Linked DNA regions of Homo sapiens: region 2 is linked to region 1. Evidence: chromatin loops called from intact Hi-C (ENCODE). Cell type or tissue: endothelial cell of umbilical vein. All regions are shown on one strand. Each heading gives the region's core, and the rest is flanking DNA. Links, peaks and the distances in the headings are about the cores only.

Evidence for each region. Hi-C counts contacts between places; a loop is a spot of excess contacts. Peaks named below come from ENCODE experiments on the same cell type or tissue, not always from the same donor. Only the 100,000 strongest peaks of a DNase experiment are listed, where the experiment ranks them.
Region 2: it touches region 1 in a loop (2.3-fold over the local background); 5 of 110 quality-filtered maps call a loop at or near these places.

The regions. Positions count from the first base shown.
Region 1 is chr2:69,513,538-69,516,351 of GRCh38, forward strand. AAK1 (AP2 associated kinase 1) reads right to left here. Exons shown (of 22, transcript NM_014911.5): 13 at 934-1,212. Among named protein-coding and RNA genes, the nearest start is that of SNORA36C, 5.2 kb to the right of the region's middle. In endothelial cell of umbilical vein, for the core only: no CTCF peak of the experiment used is centred there; a DNase peak (open chromatin) is centred at 1,074.
Region 2 is chr2:69,374,789-69,377,602 of GRCh38, forward strand. All of the region lies in intron 1 of GFPT1 (glutamine--fructose-6-phosphate transaminase 1), which reads right to left. Among named protein-coding and RNA genes, the nearest start is that of GFPT1, 11 kb to the right of the region's middle. In endothelial cell of umbilical vein, for the core only: a CTCF peak has its summit at 1,130 (motif pointing right); no DNase peak of the experiment used is centred there.

The DNA.
Region 1 (2,814 bases), core at 4-2,503:
TGGTCTCGATCTCCTGACCTTGTGATCCGCCCGCCTCGGCCTCCCAAAGTGCTGGGATTACAGGCGTGAGGCCACTGTGCCCAGCAGAAAGATGGCTTCTTACTTTTCCTTTGTTCCTCTAGTAGTTAGACTTCCCTGGGAGTAACAGGGTAGCTGTGACACTCTACCAGCTGGGTATGCAAAATGTCTTTTTCTAACACCATAACATTTTCTATCACTATCACTCAGAAAAATAAGAGTACAGAAAAAAATCCACTTATCACAGGCCAAAGCATGATGTGCCCGTGTGTGTTGAAACTGTAGAGGACAATCAGACGAGGGGTTCTGATGCCATACTCAGCCAATATCTAAAAGTGGACATGCCCAATTTCTAAATTGATAAGATGGCTCAAATGACTGGATACTCAGATGCTCTGGTACCCAGGGGGATTACACCAGGGTGAATGGTCTCAGGTAAGCAGGCCCTTGACGGGAGCTGCATGGTAAACTTAAATAATGTGATTAGTAATGTCATCCAAGACAAAGAATAAACACAACATGGAGGACCCAGGGCCTGGAAAGGGCACAATGGATCAAACTGCCCCTTGAAGAAGAGAAAGGGATTAGCTTTAATCCTGCCTAGGTCCTTGACTGTTCAAAGTGACACAGACAGAGATGATGAACAGATCTTCCTGCTAGCCTAGTTTCAGAGTGATAAAAATTAAGAAGGCTCTTCATCAGTAGCCTAGAATCCTTTTTTAAAAAAACCTCTATCTTCTATAGAACATCCATACTATTCTTGGATATATCAAGGAAAGATCAAATAATTGAACCACCCAGGTGGGAAAGCAACCTGGACCCTCATCAGCTGCTGCCATCTTTCCCACCCTTCCCCTAGCTCTCGCTGCACATTCCTCTGCTGCTTTTGTGCTCTGAGCTCTGGTTGATTCTTACCGCTGGCTCCTGGGCAGGGGCTGGCTGTGGGGCTGCAGCTGGCTGTGGCTGGGGCTGCTGTCCTGCTGCCATAGTGGGCTTTTGCTGCAAGGCAGCCTGCTGAGTCATCAGCTGTTGTTGATGCAGGGCTGTGGCCAGCTGTTGCTGTTGCTGTTGTTGTTGCTGCTGCTGCTGCTGCTGGTAGAAATTCTGCATTAGCTGCTGTTGAGAGCCTCCTTGGGACACCACAGGGAACTGAGCAATTGCTGGTTTCTGGGTTGCTGGATGTACTGCCTGAAACTGAGCAAGAAATGAGGAGATGAATAAGGGCCTGTCCCAGAATAATAGTCACAAAAGACAAATGTCTCAAAAACAATGAAGACCAGTGCTAAAGCCAAAGGCAAGGGCAAGTAGAAAAGTCTTGAGGCTAGGCCTAAAATCTCATGATAGAGACCTCAGGGAATTAAAATACAACACAGCAGCAGTCCCTTACACTGCTAGGCTCCATCCATTGCACCAGGCTGCCTCCTGCACTACAGACTGGCCTTCCAAGTGGGTTTCTGGGCCTTGCCTAAGGGAAGCTATCTGACTAAACATCATGTGACTCCATAAGCTAGAGTATAGCAGGAGCTAATAAACGATCTCCTAATCATAGAGGTAATCCTTCTTATAAAGGGATTTGAAGTAGCCAAGATTAAAATGCTTCCCTACCTGAACAGGATGAAGCAATGATGACACTGAAAAGAATAACCTAAATGTTAACTCAACTATTAAGACTCATCTCAAGTCTTACTAAAAATTATTTCCCAAGAGCTCCATTTTTATTAAACTTCCTTAAACATTCAAAATAGCCAGTGTGCTCTATGACGCTTCCTTTTGTTTGTTTGTTTGAGATAGTGTCTTGCTGTGTTGCCCAGGCTGGGATGTAGTGGTGCAAGCAATCTCGGCTCACTGCACCCTTGACCTCCTGGGCTCAAGTGATCATTCCACCTCAGCCTCCTAAGTACCTGGTATCACAGGTGCACACTACCATGCCTGGCTAATTTTTTTTCTTATTTTTTGTAGAGACACAGTCTCACAATGTTGCCCAGGCTGTCTCGACCTCCTGGGCTCAAGCAATCCTCCCGCTTCGGCCTCTGAAGATGCTGAGATTACAAGCATGAGCCACTGTATCTGGCCCACACTTCTTATATGTCTCTCTAATCCCCACTGTTAGGGGCTATGTGCTACATACACAAACAGAGCTCAAAATAAGGGCCTGCTGATGAACTAAGGTCAACACTGTATCTTTGAACATCCCGTATACTTTACGTAGTTATTAGAGTCAATTGGGAGGATACTGTTTGTCTACTGGGGCAAAGTTAAAGGGTTAACAAATTAGAAGATGTCAAAAAAAAAAAATAGCTGCCTACTTATAACAGCAAAATACTGGAAACAACCCAAATGTCTATCAACAGGAGACTGGCTGATTAAATATTTATGATAGATATATCCTGAAGGAAATATCTAATAGAATACTCTCAAGTTGTAAATAAGAATGAGCAATACCACTATATATGGGTTGGTGGGGATGGACTTTTGCAGATTTAACTCTGAAACTATGTAAATGTTTCACATATCCACAAAACAGAATTAAACTAAAATTTAAAAAGCAATAACTAAAAATCAAAAGCAAAACAATGCATATAAACCGGTGTATCAAATTGGTAGCTGAACGCGCCAGAAAATAATGTGCTAAACATTCTAAGGGTAAAATGGGCAAGGAAATCTTAAACTGTTTTCAGTAATCATATGGTTATTGCTATCTTAAAACGATAGAACAATTAATTATCTATGTTAATGCTGTTAAGAATCAAGATTTCCAGAAAAAAAAAAAAACAACAAAATCCAAGAAGTTAAACA
Region 2 (2,814 bases), core at 167-2,666, 140 kb before region 1:
TGTACCAATGAGATTAATTTTGCTTATTTCCAATAACCATGCTATCAGTGACATTTAGGAATAAATGATATGAAAAATACTCACCCCTTAAATAATTACGTAAAATAGTAAAAACTGACCAAATATATAACTATCTTAAAAGATAATTGCTTGAATTACTTGTTCATCACATTAGCAAATGACAACCACATAACAACCCTTGAAAATTCACAGAAAAAGAGCAATCATTTGGAAAAACAAAACTAGAAATCAAAGCAGTAATACAATGTGAACTGAACGGGATAAGCAAAGAAGTAACAAAACACAGGTAAAGGAAATCCACACTTTTAGGAATGGCAGCATGGGCATTATCTGAGGTTTTCCATGGCTGTGCTTTGGCCAGAGTGGACACAGCTTTAATGTATCAAAACTGAAGACTAAATTATATAAAATATACAAAAATACAAGTTCAAGCTGCTTATTTTAAAACTTCCTTTTTTCTTAACTACATTTCACTGTAATTCTGATTCATAAGAAGTTTAAATTAATTCTGTGAGATAGAACTCCCAAAAAACTAGTCTTCATTTCCATCTGAAAAGAGACATTTACTTCTATAGAGTGTGATCCTACTGAAATATTTCAGTATACAAAAATGGCACATTGTTGATACCCAACAGGAAAGCCATAACATACATGCTGATCACCATGATCAATACATTGCAATTTTCTCAAATAAATTATTATGCCCTAAAAAAGAGAAACTCACACATTAAAATCCAAAATAACCTGAAACAACGGTTTCAACTCTCCCCAAAGAAGCAGTTCCAGGCCAAAGACTTACAGAAATCCCATATTTCATTCAGATTAAAAAAAGATACACACACACCTTACATTTTTATTTTTTTAAGCTTTCCTGTAATGTACAGTCATCTTACTTTCACAGCACCACCACCCTGTAAGGGAGGGTAGAACATCTATCTTACATAATTCAAAAATAGAAATTGAGTTAACTGATATCCCAGAGATACCCACAAATAGCATTCCCAACCTCAAAGCACAGCAATTAAGATAAGGATAAACAACATGCTGCTTAAGGATATTGCTAAGGTAAGAGTGGTAGCGGCACAGCAATGTGCAGCTTCCAACTTTCAATGGCTACTCATGATATAAACACTAGAGGGCAGCAGAAGAGTCTCCAGACCAATCTGCACCCATTTAATTCAGAAGAATGAGTCCGGGGTTTTTGTTGCTACTGCTGTTCCTTCATGAAGTATCTGTAATATGAATAAACGAATAACCCAATTGTAAATCAAACTTTGCACTCTTCACCTATGGGTCACTGATCTTTGAGAAAGATTAAACACGTACAGATAACTATCAATTAAGTATTTTAACCAGGTCATTAAAAGACAATACACAGCACACAAATCTTTTCTAAAACAATACTTTAATACAAATGTGGGCCAGGTGCAGTGGCTCACGCCTGTAATCCCAACTTTGGGAAGCTAAGGCAGGCGCATCACCTGAAGCCAGGAAATCAAGACCAGCCTGGCCAACATGGCGAAACCCATAGTTACTACTAAAAATACAAAAATTGGCCGGGCATGGTGGCGTGCACCTGTACTCCAGCTACTTGGTAGGCTGAGACGGGGAGAATCACTTGAACCCTTGAACCCAGGAGGCGGAGGTTGCAGTGAGCCGAGATCGCACTGCTGCACTCCAGCCTGGGAGACAGAGCGAGACTCCATCTCAAAAGAAAAAAAAAAAAGTGTGAAAAAAACTGAATCTGAACTAGTTCCCACCACTGTGACTGCATCAGCTAGAGTCCACTAAAGGAGGATACAATCTAGCTTATTTGAAAACAGAAGCCTGTCGAGGATTGTTTGCAGATTGTCCAGAGCTGCCAAATTCTAAGCACATCCAGAAAAACTCACTCCTAAACTCTCTCTTTTTTAAGAAATCTAAGTCTGATAGTAAAAGTAAAAATGTAAGCCAGATGATAAAAATGAAAGTTGGTAAAAACATAAAAATGTAAGCCGGATGGTAAATGATTTAAAGATTAAAGATGTATATGAATGTGTTAAAACTATTTAAATGCTAATGATATAAAATTGTTTTTAAGACAATTTATAGACTCTACTTTTTTTTAAAGATTAATGCGGCAGGGCTGGGTGGCTCACGCCTGTAATCCCAGCAACTTGGAGGCCAAGGCGAGTGGATCACATGAGGTAAGGAGTTCAAGACCAGCCTGGGCAACACGCTGAAACTCCGTCTCCACAAAAATACCAAAATTAGCCAGGCATGATGGCAGGTGCCTGCAATCGCAGCTACTCAGGCGGCTGAAGCAGGAGAATTGCTTGAACCTGGGAGGCAGAGGTTGCAGTGAGCTGAGATCGTGCCACTGCACTCTAGCCTGGGCAACAGAGCAAGACTCCGTCTCAAAAAAAAAAAAAAAAAAAAGATTAAGTAATGCAATATTAAATTCACTGTTTTTAATAATGTAACTCAACAACAGCATTCAACTTTAATAATACTTCTAACTCCAATCTCCTTGGTTTATAATGGCTCACTATATGAATCTTGAGAGCTTAAGAACATTTTGGCTGGGCACAGTGGCTCACACCTGTAATCCCGACACTTTGGGAGGCCGAGGCGGGCGGATCACGAGGTCAGGAGTTCAAGACCAGCCTAACCAACATGGTGAAACCCCGTCTCTACTAAAAATAAAAATAAAAAAAAAAAAATAGCCAGCTGTGGTGGCACGTGCCTGTAGTCTCAGCTACTCGGGAGGCTGAGGCACGAGAATAGCTTGAACCTGGGAGGCAGAGGTTGCAG